Linked DNA regions of Homo sapiens: region 1 is linked to region 2. Evidence: read pairs that join two places in POLR2A ChIA-PET (ENCODE). Cell type or tissue: Panc1. All regions are shown on one strand.

Region 1 (8,000 bases), 150 kb after region 2:
CACTAATCGATATGAAAGTATTTTTTCTTACTTAGATCATCTGCTGCTGAGAATCAGTCTGAATTTACATCCAGTGAACACTGACTGATTTGACCTGGAACTCATGATAAAATGATTTTCCCTTTATCATTTAGTACTTTAATGAAAGTTTGAATTAAAATATGTAGTAAACATTGAATACATTTTGTTAGACTTAGAGGGAAAGGATGAAAGAAATTAACAGTTAGAAAAAGTCAAAGACATTTCTCCAACTGACAGATAGCCGAATCTTGTCCCTTGTAGTAGCAAGAACCTGTATAGACACAGGAATCATCAAATCTACCACACAAAACTGATCAAAACAAGAAAGATTCAATATATCCTGGGTGATTAGAGAGGAGAAAGAGAAATGTTGCCCTGGACTGTTTCAAGGTTCCAATACAGCTTCCTCTGGTACTGCACTGCAGTCTATGAAAGAACATCATCCACAAATCCAGAGACCTAGGCTCCCCTCCTGCTCCGTAACTGCATCCCTGCAGGTCAAGTACATCTTTTCTTTACAGTTTGCTTATCTTTCTGTAGAAGAAATGGACCAGCTCTCTCAAGACCCCTAACACCCTCATTAATTATACTACGATTAATGAACTCTACAAAACCTGCATTTCCATTTTATGCAAATACTTTGAATACTACACAAGCCCAAAAGAATGTTTTAAGATATGGGTGTGTTAAAATATTTTTCAGAAATTTCTCCCTAATCTCCCTTTCATGACATCGAGTTTAAGTCATAATAAAATGCTCCAGTTACTATCGAAGTGAACAGCAAATTGACAGTTTCTTCCAAGATCATCCTTTTCTTTTTTCTCACTTCTAACAAAATCTTTTCTTAGTCATGAAGGGCATGGCCTTCTTAAACAGCAACATGTTTAGCAAGAAAAATAAATTTTAGCTTGCTATTTTCCCTGCATCATTAGTTAGATCACAGCTCTAGTCCCCAAAATCCAACATAGTTTAGCTCCATTACTGACTACATGCCTTAGTAACGTGAGGTAATTCAAAAGTCAGATTTTTCTCAGAAGCAGAATTTGGGTTTTAAAAGCAATGAAATCGATAGTGCCTCCTTTCAATCAAAGGATGCTTACAACACTGGATTCTCATTCAGTTATTATTACTTAACTCAGTTTCCATTTTGCTCTCAATAGTCTCACAATTGTTATAAGAGAAAAACAACAGGGATTCTTAGAACCGTAACCAATTGACTCAATGCTGGATGTTATTTAGTAACTTTCATTTAACAAACACCCTGCACTTACCACAGTAGCTATATGTATTCTCACTGTCATTGACAATGCTTTAAATCCATTGCATTCCCAGAATAGTATTAATAACACATTTTCTACTATTTGCTACACTTATCTAATTTTCTTTCAGGTAATACAGACTGTCTTTTAGATTAATTGAATAGGCCGGTGAACTTCTTTATTATCACCAATCTGCTAAAATGAGAAAAGAAAGAAGAGAATAAAATATCTATTGTACACATCTTAATTATCAAGTGATTTCTAAACCGCTGATAGTAGACTGTTCCCAGCTTCACTCGTTTGCACTTTGGATCAGATTTGAGTCTCTTTTCTGAAGGCTTTGTTGGTTCTGCCTCTGGGTACACTATGACTCACCTTCCGTGGGAAGAGGTTTGTGCTCTGTTTAGGTGAAAACATTAAGACTCCTTAATTTCCTTAACAGAATAACAACATTACTACCTCTCTATTGAGAGCATGCAAATGTCTTTACAATGAACAATAAAACTCAAAAAAGCTGCCTTTCAGTCATTCTCCAGGGAGTTCCTATCAAAAATGGATTTCAGATTAATAATATTCAAGAGACATCATTAAAGTAATATTGATGTCAAATTCTTTTTTTTTTCTAGCAAGTTCTAATAAGCAATGCACTTGGACTACATTTGCTTAATTCCTTTCTGAACTGCTTCCATTTGCCAATACAGCAGCTGTCTCCTCCAAAGGCTGTTCTGCTGTGTTGGGTATCATCACTGTTTTAGGCACCACTGCCACTCTAGCAGATGCTACTCTCTCCTTCTGGGTATCACCAGCTCCTACTGGGTACCACACACTCTGTTGGGTACCACTGCAGATGCCACCATTGAAAAAAACTGATATTCCAAAATGATAACACCAAATGGGCATTCTGTTCTCTAGAATGCACTAGGTGCCAAAACACTTCACAGATCATCAGGAAAATGGTATTCTGATGAGTATCTCCCACTCATTTGTCAAACTTGCTCAGACATTTTTCAAATCCAGCAGAGGATTCCACATGGGTTCAAACGTGCCACACTGTTACTTTAAATGTAAGCTACTTCAATTCCTTTTTAGAAGCAGGAGAGCAATGTTATTATACACACATAAGTAAAAGCTTATATTTTTATCTACAGAAGAAATGCAGAAGAGGCTGTGCTCATAGCCAAAATAAACAGATTCTTATATGGTGTGATCTAATGGTATCAAAGTATAATTTACAGAAGCTCAAATAATTAATTCATATAGATATAAATGTTGCATATTTTTAAATGTTTAAGTTAATAAAGAGGAAACTAGTGGCCGGGCGTGGTTCCTCACGCCTGTAGTTCCAGCACTTTGGGAGGCTGAGGCAGGCGGATCGCGAGGTCAGGAGATCAAGACCATCGTGGCTAACACGGTGGGTGAAACCCCGTCTCTACTAAAAATACAAAAAATTAGCCATGCCTGGTGGCGAGTGCCTGTAGTTCCAGCTACTCGGGAGGCTGAGGCAGAAGAATGGAATGAACCTGGGAGGCGGAGTTTGCAGTGAGCCGAGATGGCACCACTGCACTCCAGCCTGGGTGACAGAGCAAGACTCCGTCTCAAAAAAAAAAAAAAAAAAAAAAACTAGTGAGATGATAAAGCTAGTTTCAAAAACATTTGAGAAACTGGATACTTACAAGCATTAAATAAAAACAAAAAAAAAAAAGAAGGAAGAAGGGAGAGAGTGAGGAAGGAAAGGAAGGAGGGAGGGAGGAAAGGCAGGTTAGAATAAGATTTCTGGGTTAAATTTTAAAAACTACTTAATGTCCTGTAGGGCAATGACAGCACAAAATTTGAGGTTATCTTTTCAACTGAATAGAAGTACACAAATTAACATATGTCTGGATGAAAACTAAATGGTGAATAACAAATTAAACATATACACCCTCCTAGAGAATTAAATAAATCATCCAGTAGTCTTGTTAAACAGCACCCAAGTGATATTGAAAGGACATGCCTTCCCCAACTTTTTACTTATTTTTAGATTTTAGATACTATTTTTTTAAGTCTCCCGTTTTGGTTGCAAATAATCTGCAAAAATATTCTTGATTAACTAAATAAGGCTAGTCTCATATTTTGGCCTGATTACTTACATATGTAGAACAAGAGGAGTTAATTACTTTTGTTAGCCTCCTTGAGTTTGCTCAGTAAATCTAGAGCTATTTGGCATTGAGCAACACTGAACCAGTGATTAGCTTCTGCCTGGAAATTTTTATAAAAACTCTTAGATTTGACTTATAAATGCTTCCAATTATTTATTCTTCTACCTAGGGATAGGAACCATAGCCCAAGAAACTTCCTCACCTGCTTTATTCATAAATGTAAGTGAATTTCTCTCCCTTCAATCTACTTAAAGTAAACTAAGGTCCCTGGTCTGCTAGGGAGTGATTTTTTTTTTTTTAATCAGCTGTGAAGCTGGAACCCTGTAAGAAAGACAGAGACCAACCTGGCTTTCCTGGGAGGATTTTGCAGGCATTAACTTCATATATCAAATCAATCCTTGTACCTTAGTGGTAGGCTTGTCATAGCTGATTAAATGAGCATTACTCTTTATACGACTGACACACCAACCATGGAGTTTGTTGCAAAATCAATTTGATGCAGGACAAGTGAGCCCCAAAGTGGGGCTTAGCCCATAACACTTCTTAGCTTTGCCCAAGAAAGAATTCAAGGGCAAGCCAGAGGCAGAAAAAAAAATAGCTCTATTGAAGTAGCAGTGTTACAGCTCCATGAGTGCTCCTGCAGAGCAAGGCTACCCCACAGGCAGAGAGCAGCAGCTCAGGGCAGTTTTGCAGTCATATTTATTCCTACTTTTAATTATATGTAGATTAAGGAGCAGCTTGTGCAGAAATTTCTAGGGAAGGGGGAGTAACTTTTGAGTCATCAAGTCATTGCCATGGAAAGAGGCAGTAACTCCCTGGTGTTGCCATGGCAATGGTAAACTGGCATGGCACACTGGTGGGTGTTGTTGGTGGAAAGCTGCTTCTACCTCTCCCTGTTTTAGCTAGTCCTGAATTTGGTCCAGTGTCTGAGCTCTGCCTCCAGAGTCAAGTCCTGTCTCCTGAGTCAAGTCTGGCCTCCTATCTCAGATTTGTCTATTTATATCTTGTTAAGTAAGAGAACAGATTTTTATTGAACCTATGCAAATAAATTTATTACCATGAAAAGTAATGAGGCCCAGTAAAAGTATTTTTTCAGAATTCTGAGGAATCAATGAGAATCAGATACCAATTAAAGTTTTGCTTTAGTTACAAAGGCACAGTCTACTAAATTGAGGATTCACAATAAATAAAGAGAAAAGCCCCCTTATATACCAATCAGAAAAAAGAGCATTAAAACAATATCCATGATATTTAAAAAAAAATCACAGGTAATTTTTCTTTATCAGTTCATTCACTTTTCCTTAAGTAATTATTATTTCTGCTAGAGTTTCAGTCAGCAATCTCTTTTAATAAAATCATTTCATTGGACTGAAAAGACTCAGTTTGCTATGGTCAGAAAGCTGTCTAAATTATTTCAGCTTTAAGCACTGAAGCTTGCACCCACATATTTTTTGTTGAAATATCAATAGTTAGGAATATCAGTTATGGTCCTTTTCGCAAGGTTCTGAGACCATCCCACTTTATTGAAGAAACAGACTGTAACTTGAAGTGTATAGCAGAGACTTCAGGCAAGCATCAGATAACTCAGAAACCGTCTGTTGATGAAACTGAAGGGCTGTCATGAATTTATTACAGTAATCAGTAACAAAATTGAAGAAAGTAAAGTGCTCAATTGGGGTGCAGTGCACAGCTATCCCATCAGGGCCTGATCAATGTTTCCCCTGAGGATAAGAACATCTCATCACAGATAGGATATAGACAGACACCAAGGCCCCCCAATTTATTCCTTAAAGTGTACAGTCTTTGGGACATTGATATTAGTAACATTTTATCTCTTTTTTATATATACTTTAAGTTTTAGGGTACCTGTGCACAACGTGCAGGTTAGTTACATATGTATACATGTGCCATGCTGGTGATTTTATCTCTAAAAAATCAACACACGGAAGGCCAATCTTCTCTTTGATTTACAAATCTCCCCATATAGCTCTTACAATAGTGTTAACTAATTTAAAAATATTGAATGTACCAAACATTGAATAGCTTCTCTCATTTCTCCTTTTTACAGGTAAAATAACAAATCCATGTGATTTTCTAGGAGTCTACTAGGAAATCTGAAAGATAATTTTAGTTTCAAAGGATATTTTAAAATTTTATTTTTCTAAATTTAGAAACTGGTCTTGGGAAGGCAAAATCAAAAATGATTGTGAGAGGATATTTGGTTACATGGTTGCAACAGAAGGATGGGTGCCTGATGATAAATGGTTGTAGCATAGCTATCTGATTAACTTGACACTATTTTGGGACAAATTTGCTCTCTTTTTTCATTGATTAGCAAAAACAAACCTCATTGCTTTGCATACACAGTTGAATGTCTTTACTATCTTTATTTCTTGAACAACCTCATCCAGTAAACATACTGTACATATATGTGTGTGTGTGTGTGTGTATGTATATATATACCTATACATACATTGTATTAGTCTGTTCTGGCACTGCTGTAAAGAACTACCTGAGACTGGATAATTTATAAAGAAAGGAGGTTTAATTGGCTCACAGTTGCACAGGCTGTACAGGAGGTATGGCTGGGGAAGCCTCAGGAAACTTACAATCATGGTAGAAGGTGAAGGGGAAATAGCACGTCTTAACATGGCCAAAGCAGGAAGAAGAGAGAGAGGTTGGAGGTGCCACATGCTTTTAAACAATCTGATCTCATGAGAACTTTATCACGAGAATGACACCAAAGGGGGAAATCCATCCCTATGATCCAATCACCTCCCACCAGGCCCCACCTACAACATTGGGGATTACAATTCAACATGAGACTTGGGCTGGGGCACAAATCCAAACTGTATCATTCATACACACATACACACATATACATACATATATTTTTTTCCTTCCTTTTTTTTATATGTGATTTTATATACACAGATGGTCACTGACTTATGATAGTACAACTTATGAATTTTCAACTCTGTGATGATGCAAAGGTGATATGCATTCAGTAGAAACCATATTTCAAATTTTGAATTTTGATCTTTTCCCAGGCTAGCGATATGCGGTAGGATACTCTCTCACTGAGCCACAGCTCCCAATCAGCCACGTGATCAAGAGGGTAGACAAACGACACCCTACAGTGTACTGTGTTGACAGATGATTTTGCCCAACCATAGGCTAATGTAAGTGTTCTGAGCATGTTGAAAATATGCCAGGCTAAGCTATGATGTTTGGTAGGTTAGGTGTGTTACAATTAGTTTGAATGTACCAAACTAATTGAATGGTGTCTCTCATTTCTCCTTTTTACAGGTGAAATCACAAGTACGTGGGATTTTCTAGGAGTCTCCATAGAAATTCTATATAGAAAGACATAAGAAAATCACAGACAAATGTCACCAGGCTTTGCTCAGCAGGTGTATAAGGAAAGCCACTGCCCTGAGTGCTTAAGAGATGACAACGGCAAGTGAAGCTCTCAGGTTAGAAATTTTGGTAAAGTGACAATTTGTGGATTCTAATTAAAATCGGATCAGTAATAGTGATGAGAAGGGAAATAACATTATTTATTACCTATTATTTAGCTACTAGCTATTTCAAGTTAGATAATTTCAACTTAATGATAGGTTTATCAGGATGTAACCCCATCATAAGTTTAGGAGCATCTGTATATATATATCCAATATTTTAATTAAATATGGATCCTGATTATCATCTCAAATTGATCCATCACATAATTAGTACAGATATAATTATAATGATATAAAAATGTTACTATTGGTATAAAAAGTTTGACAAAAATTAAAAAGGATATAAAATAATTTTATAAAGTAGAAAAAATTAAATAGGGAAAAATGTATGTTAGAATTATGTATCCTTGTGTAGGCTGGTTAATGCCCTGATATGATACTAAAAGATATGCTGCTGATAGTTTTTATTCATAAGAGATACATATAAAAAAACCCCTACCCCATGCTCAGATTTCCTGATGTCCTATTGACCATGCAAATAGTTAACCCTACCAATAGTTAATAAGTGTATACTGGATGCAAATCACTGGCCCATGGATAGAGAAGGAGCAATGTGGGGACAATGGAAAGAATGTATATTTCTATACAAATGTTGAATTCACAAGACTGAATCCTTAATTTATGTGAGTCCCAGGATGGCCATGAGGGAGATCACGTGATATTCCCTCACAGAGAGAGAGTACCCAGGAGGGGAGACATAAGAAAATCACAGACAAACGTCATTGTCCTTTGCTCAGTAGGTGTATAAGGAGAGCCACTGCTCCTAGTGCTTAGGCAATGATAATGGGAAGTGAAGCTTTTGGGCTAGAAATCTTGTTAAGGTGATAATTTGTGGATTCTGAATAAAAATTGGATCAGTAATAGTGATGAGAAGGGAAATAACATTATTTATTGCCTATTGTTTAGCAACTAGATATCCTCTGGTAGCAACTTAGGGAGGTGCATCTCCTTTACCCCTATTTCTGTAGTGACTGTGAAAGAGAGATCAACGCTGGTCACATGGGGTATGAGATCTAGTGTGCGAAGCTGACATATAATGGAAAGAAGCAAGTTACCAT
Region 2 (8,000 bases):
AATACTGACATAGATAAATGAAAGAGGTCGTGGAATTATTTTAAGGGAGACAAATGCTTAAGACAAGGAGATGCGCAAATCGAGCCTTCAAGATCCTTTTTATTTTGAACATCTATGATTTAGTAAATAAATGCTAGAGAAAAAGTGTAGCAGTTGTTATCAGCATTTTACTTAGGCTTCCTCCTGTCATCTGATACACTTTGTAAAAGCCAGAAAAAATATTATCTTGTAGTTGTAGTAACAAGAATAAATAACTTTCTTGGGTGGTCATGTTATAGTCTTCATAAAGGTGTTGTACCACCACTGCACCATCTCTCAGCCATGTTTCCAAATTATTTCTATATGATTTATGGATGTCACGCATGCATGCAATCTGAAGCAATGTGAACTTTTTGCTATTGAAGGCTTTTCTTGGCAGGAGGGAGAAAGCCTCTGATAATGGCTTTCTAGACAGCTATTCAGCACCTGATTGAGCAGAAAAAAAAAATCAGGTTGAAGAGATGAGACCAATGACTTCAAGTGGGGAAATTGAAAGGAGTTCAGCAGGGGAGAAGGAGCTAAATCTAGGCCGCAATGAAAGTCTATAGGCTGCATTTGATTCTTAGTAGACATGACCAGTGATTTTGAAGACTATGGAAAGGTGATCCATTGCAAGTGACCCTAGTAAATCATTTCTCATTTATTTAATTCCCAATCTCTCCCAAAACTGAGTTCTGACTCTTAAAAACTAAGAAAATTCCTAATCATAGACAACAGAAAAGGAGATACATTGAAGATAAAATACAGCTTTATGGCAAGTGCTGATAACAATAAATAGAAAAAGGCAAATAGAGAATGTCATGCTTTATAGAGAAATTAGTTCCACACTAAGCTCCTTTACTGATGCTTTCTATCCTTCCTCACCATAATGACATCATGCTAATAATAGGAGTCTTCATTTTATTCCATGCTGTGGAGTCCATGCTTGGAGGCAGACCATTGGCTTCCATCCCAGCTCTTCCAGTGTGAACTTGAATAAGTTATTTAACTTCTCAAAGCTTCAGTTTTCTGACATGTGAAATGAGAAACCTAAGGTACTATCTATGTCACAAGCTAAGCCCCTTGAACATGCTTAGCAGTGTTGTGTCATTTTATAAACATGCTGTATATGTTTACTGTCGTTATAAGGGCTGTTTCAGTGGTGATTATGGCATGAAAATGAACAGTAAGAATCAATAACTGTCACTCATCTTTTAGCATCTGTTATGTTTCAGACAGTGAGCTAAGAATTTTACATGTATTATTGTTAGCCCTCCCCAGAACTAAAGGCAGGACGGAGAAAAAGCTGTGCTGAGGTTCCATGTTCTGGGGAAAGTGAATATTCAGCAATTGGTCAGTAAGATGGACACAATCAGTATCTAGTCAAACAAGGAAAATGTACCCATTTTGAGAAGGATGCAGCACCCTACAAAAGGAAAGCTACTGAGATGAGATGTGACTCTTCCCACCAGGAACCTAGAATGGAACAGGAATATCAAAAAAAGGCGCAGTTTTATTTGGAGTTTCAACAAACTACAGCACTTTTTCTCAATATAAAAGATCATGTTAAGGCATTTCAGATGAGAGGAAAACCAATTCAGCAAACTAGATTTTGTCAGCATACCTTGGATTTCTAAAGAATTGCTAGACCAAATGTTGAAACATTTGATCTATGAAAATTGATCAGTGATGATCAGTTTTCAAACATCTGGGTGGTCACAAAGGACCAAAAAGCAATGACATGGAACTCAATTTAATCTCACTTTTTCCCTGTGAAGTCATCACGGTAATATTTAAGCTCTCAGTCAAGTGCTTCCTGTATAGTTAGCATGCTTGGTTGTGGGCCTTTCAGAAGCCCGTTGGAACAGTGCTGACAATTTTTTTCTGTGGTTGTTATGACAAAAAGGGGGAAAAATAAGAAACATTGTTTGACAAGAGTTGGCCACACAGCCCATTAATTATAGATTGTACTGGGGGTAACACACGCCTTTTTTAATGCAAATGTCACTGGGTGATGCGACCATTTTCACATCTTATCAATATTTCAATTAGATAAGATTTTAATAAAATAGTAAGAACAGACAGAACTAGTAAAAAGGGAATGTTGACTGGAAAAGTTGAAATCTTCAGGTAAAGCAGAATTGGGTTGAAGTCATCTGTGGGTTGTGAGGAGTCACAATATTACAGGGGCAACGAAGATTCAGAAATTGTAAAGAAAGAACATTCTGGATGAAGAAAGTTTCCAAAAAAAAAAAAAAAAAAAAAGAGAGAAAGAGAAATAAAAAAAATAGAAGAAGCTGAAAAGAGCCAAAGATAAATTTACCAACTTTCAAATTCCATGTGACTGTAATGCCAGTAAACAAAAAATTTCCTCGCAAAACTATCTTGCTACTTAGGTCAAGCAAATTTCTGATGACTTTTCTGCATTATATGTGTAATAAAGTGATTCAAGGTTAAACTATAGCCTATGCAGCCTCTGACCACTTCTTCATCCACACCGGCCTTACCCAGGGAGCAGGGCTCATCCCATTGCTGCAGGGAATTTAGCTGGCTTAACACAATGATTGTCAATCAGGATTCTCAAGTGTGGTCCAGGTATTCATACAGACAAGTGTGAGGTGTTCCTAGTTGTGAGTTTTTGCTGGTTCTATATTTAATAAAAACATAGTTAATAAATAAACTTATTATGGTTGTAAAAGATTCAAATACTACAAAAATATGTATGTATGGAATATGCGTGTGTAATCTCCCACCCTAATCTTATTCCTTTTCCTTAACATAAGCATATGTTCACAGCTTCATGTTTTTCTTTTTGATATTTGTGATTTATGTCCCTATCCCCCAAAAACCAGTAATAAAGAAGAATTCTCGTGTTGTATTCTAATATTTTATAGTTTTATTTGTAAAAGTAGTTTTTGTTTCCTATGTAATATAAAACATTTATGTATGGCATGAAGTGAAATTTGTTTTTTATTTTTTATTTTTTTTTAAACAATAGAGCGCCCATTGCCCCAGCATGATTTATAGAATGGTTCTTTTCTCTATTGGGAAGAAATGCTTCTTTGATCATATAAGTCATAACCATACTTAGGCCTGTCATGGGAATCCATTCCATTGATCTTATTATCTATTTTTGTGTCATTATCACTCTCATAATTTCTACAAGTTTATCTATATTTTGTCCACTGTAGGGAAAGTTCTTTTCTGTGTTCCTTTGGGGGAAAAACAGTTAGCTATTCTTCCACCTATCTATCAGATAAACTCAAGAACAACCTTCTCAGGTTTCAGTTTTTTAAATCTTCATGGAATTTTTGTGAATTTTTAAGATTAATCTTGGAAAAACTAACATTTGTGTTATTGCTTATTCCCATGTAGTAATGTGGATTGTTTCCTAATGTATTCAAATCTGCTTTCTTGCTAAGTACTGTGGTTGTTGTTATATGTCCATCTACTTTTTGTAAAATCCTCTTTAAGATATTTGGAAATTGTGCAGCTATTGCAGTGAAAATACTTTTATTGAATTTTTTAATATAGGCATCAAGATCAAAGAATTATCTTACTAATAATTTACTAGTTTTCTATAATGTATGTTGTAAAACAAGAAGAGAAACAAAAACAAAGATCAAACTTCATAGAATAAAAAGCAACCATCTCCTGACTCACCTGCTGTCATTGACTACTTAGTTATCCTAGCTCTCATTACCACAAGTTTCAATAATATGCTTTTGGCTCTGGTTTTGCTTTATCAGTTTTGGATACTATCCATTATCTCCTGCTTTAAAGATGATACAATCCCATCAGCTATTTCATGTTGGTATCTAAGAAGCTCTGTTCGTCCATCAGTGAGGGCTAGCAGATTACAGACCTTGCCTCTGGTGATGGTAGGTGGCCTTGCTGATCTTGTTGGGATATTCTGAGGACCCATCTTCAGGCTATGGCAGCATCATTTCTTCCTGGGATCACTGGCTACCTATAGCACTGATCTATTTTCTGTGCTCATGGTCACCATTTCAATACAGGGAAACATTCTACTGCTTCTGCAAGGACTCACACAGATGCTAACCCTTTTCTAGTGCCCCTGAAAAACCCTCCTGCTCTTTATACTGGTTGATTTTCAATTCTGATCACCCCCCAAAGCAGCTTGCCAGTCATCTCCTGTATGCGTTTTGGGCGATGATGCCCTCTAGTCTTGTGTCTCTGTCATTCCAATTCTATTTGACTTCTATACTTCAGGAACTTCTTAAGGCTTCCAGTTTGCTAGGAAGATTCCTTTTTCAACAGTTCGTTTCCTTTTAAAAATATAGATAACTTTTCTCATTTCAAGGGCATCCGAGGAGGAGGGGGGTACACATACATGTACACCAAGATAGCCGTCTTAATCCAATCTTACAGTAACTAAGATTATTTTAATATTTATTTTCTTTAACACAGAACAACATGAGAGCCTTCAGTAACCTACTTAATAGGGTAAGATGGCAGGAGAGCTCTGGTGAGTATAACCATGACTCATCTGAACACCTTTTCTTCCATCTCCAATCATACAGCTCTAAATGCTCTTGCCTTATAGTCACCAATTGTTTAATTTAAACTTATAATTGACCATCGCTGAACGACAGGAAGCACCAGGAACATTGACCTTGGAATATGAATGTTAAGGACAAACATATAAACAATAACAATTCTACACATTTGCCTCAGTGATCTTTGCCTGATCTATAGGTTGTATTCCTTTAATAAAAAATATTTTGCATAATAATAAGATGGTTTTACAACTTCCGAAAAATAACGATTTTTAAAGGCAAAATACATTATTATATCTAATCTGGGTTTTCATTTATTGGCAATAAAGAGTAGATACATCAAAGTGGGATACTGGTAAAGAAATGTTTGCATTCACAGTTTAAAACCTTCTCTCTCACATAGCATTTTAGAAAATATAAGACATCAATATAAGCTTCTAAAATTAAAAAACATCAGAGTTTATATTGTTACAAAAGCAGTTTAGTATAATTTTGATTGCTAAAACATGTTAACGTTTAACATTTTTATATAAACTGTCACTAAACCAACATACATGGTCATTAAAAGTTTGTCTGAAATTTACCTTTTATGAAATAATTTCAAAAAAATTAAGTTATGTGCCTTTATAGGATCAATGTGGAAAGTTGCAATTTTTTTTATATAATATGAATGTTACTGAAAAGTACATTGAAGTAAAATTCAATTTTTACTTCAAATAATATTTTTTAATTCAAAAATTAAAATAATTTTTAGTTTTATACTTGAAGTAAAAGATTTTTATGAAACAATTTTTTATTCAGTATTCTGCAAAAATGATGAAAAGACTAAAAAGTGCTGAGTATTCAGAACATTGCATGTTACTATGAATGTGAGTCTTAAGTCAAAAGATGTTGCAAAATGATTGTTTAAAATAACTCTAAGGAATACCTTCCGCACCAGACAAGAGTAATGAAGCTATATTAGAGACTGTCGTTTGGAGAGAGCCCCCTTTGAAATACTTTTGCTTAGTTTTCTACCATTTACATAAATGTCACTAGTAAGTACCTTTGAAAATCAGATAAGTTCCTAAATATTTAGCTATGATTAATCTCAGTAATTATCAGTGATTCAACATCAACCTGGAGAAAATATAAAATTTTATGTTCATTAATTATTTTGACAAAAATGATATCTATTGCATTTGGAAACATAACAATAAAGGGTGGTGTCTGACCACCAGTTTTATGATTCTGAGTTTGTTAATTTAGTAAAAATAAATCTAATATGGTTATGTAGTAATGGTTGGGATAAGTGTCTCCTTTTTTGACTATTGCATCCTAGTAAAAATCAAGTAGATATAGCTGTGTTGGTGCAAATTCCATAATGATAGTACGGAAGAGGGAAATAATGTCCTGACTAACATACAAATCATTTAGAAAATAGAATTGCAGGTGAGGCAGCTTCTTTCAAAATGGGTCTATTGTGAGAGCGGTTAGAGTTTAATAGTTGGTCTTATGGAGAGCAGTTGCAAATATTTTTCCCAGCCCCACAGGACAGATGGCAATCACATGTGCTAAAAACATTTTACTAGGCCTAACCAGGGTGGTTTGTCCCAAGCACGTTAGCTATCTTTCTATTTTATGAATTTCAAGGAAACATATCAAAATTTAAATGAATGAGAGTCATGCATTTTATTATGGAGAGAATCTTAACCAATTCCTGTACATAAGACAAAAAAGTCTTAAAAGGTATATTCTTACTGTAACTATTAATAGTGAGAACAATGATGTATAATAAACCTCCCACACTGCTCTCACACACCAGTGTGTTGAGATGTCATAATTAAGAACCATCACCTTAGGATACCACAAGAGTATGCCTTAAAGATTTTTAATATGTTTGATACATTAGCTTGCTGGGTCTGTTGTAACAAAGTATCACAAACTGGGTGACTTAAAGAACAGAAATTAATTGTCTCACAGTTCTGGAGATGAGAAGTCCAAAATCAAGTTGCTGGTGGGATTGGTTACTTTCGAGGGCTCTGAGGGAAGAATCCGGTCCAGAACTCTCACTTTGACTTATAGACAGCCATCTTCTCTTTGTGTTTCTTCATTGTCCCTCTGCGTGTCTGTCTCTGTGTTCAAACATCCCCCTTTTATAAATACAGCAGTCATATTGGAGTACAGCCCATTCTAAAGACCTCATTTTAAATTGATTACCTCTGTAAAGACCATATCTGCAAATAAGGCTACATTCTGAGGTACTGAGATTTAGGATTCCAACATATCTATTTTTTCATTTTTGCCAGAGACAGGGTCTTGCTAGTCGCCCAGGATGGAGCACAGTGGCTATTCACAGATCCCATCATAGCACACTGCAGCCTTGAACTTCTGGGCTCAGCCTCCTGAGTAGCTGGAACTACAGCACGTGTCTAGCCCAACATATCTAATTTTTGAAGGGCAGGACACAATTCAACTCATCCCAATTGATTTGAAACTAAAAAATGCTTGGAATATCAAAATTAATCTCTGAGAAGATGAGTACACAGTTGCTTAAGTCCAGACTACCAGCAAAGGCCAAGTGAGTAAGGGAATGCAAACATTTCCATGATGAACAATTCTCATAGTGAGAAATTAAAACATGGAAGACCAAGAAATAAACATGGGAATTGGGAGCAAGAAAACTGGTTTGGGGACAGACGTTGAGGTAAAATGTTAGTTGATTTAGGTGATAAATGTAAGGAAATCTTTAAATTACTGATGCTCTTCTTACTTCAGACCAGGACCTGTGAATATTCCTGAGGGAATATTCAGATATTCCTCCTCCAGGTGCCCTAAGAGCTGAAAATTCTAGATGTATCCCTATTCACTTATTTCTATCTGCCATTCAGAATTACTGATAATAAAAAATAATTGGTTTTTCATTTACATATTTTTCTCATGTATTTTCATTTTACCCAGTAAAAATTAGATGAAGAGAAAATATTTTGATTAAGAATGATATGAAATACTTCCAAGAAGAATCAGGTACATTGAGAAGGTTATAATTTCTAAATATAAATATCCTTTTTAGAAATGATTCTAATACTGTTTTCGAAGATTGCAGAGCACACACACATACACATTCACACAGTTTTTGTTAAATGAGGCTATCGAGGCTGTAGCCTAGGGCTTAGCTTGATGTCCAGGACCAGCTGCATAATCTGCGGTGCCCAGTCCAAGTGAAAATGCAGGACACCTGGTTCATGAATTATTAAGAATGGAAAGACTGAGACAACAGAACATCAAACCAAGTGTGGGCCCTCCCAAGCATGGGGTCCTGTGTGGCTATGAGTCGTGAGACCATGAAGTTAACCCTTTAACGTCACATGGCCCCTGAGAGGTGTACAGCTCTTCTGTAAGCTCTTCCATCTCAGAGAATAATATTCACTCTGCTAGACTTTTCTCATTATATAATAAGAAGAATATCTTAAAATATAAGAG

The links. ChIA-PET counts read pairs that join two places held together with the same protein. Peaks named below come from ENCODE experiments on the same cell type or tissue, not always from the same donor. Only the 100,000 strongest peaks of a DNase experiment are listed, where the experiment ranks them.
Region 1: POLR2A ChIA-PET joins it to region 2 with 10 read pairs; 2 of 35 experiments call an interaction of 5 or more read pairs at or near these places.

What each region holds. Positions count from the first base shown.
Region 1 is chr5:57,983,226-57,991,225 of GRCh38, reverse strand. No RefSeq gene overlaps it. Among named protein-coding and RNA genes, the nearest start is that of LINC02225, 88 kb to the right of the region's middle. In Panc1, no CTCF peak of the experiment used is centred here; no DNase peak of the experiment used is centred here; H3K27ac peaks cover 2,450 bases.
Region 2 is chr5:58,136,364-58,144,363 of GRCh38, reverse strand. No RefSeq gene overlaps it. Among named protein-coding and RNA genes, the nearest start is that of LINC02101, 18 kb to the right of the region's middle. In Panc1, no CTCF peak of the experiment used is centred here; no DNase peak of the experiment used is centred here; H3K27ac peaks cover 3,920 bases.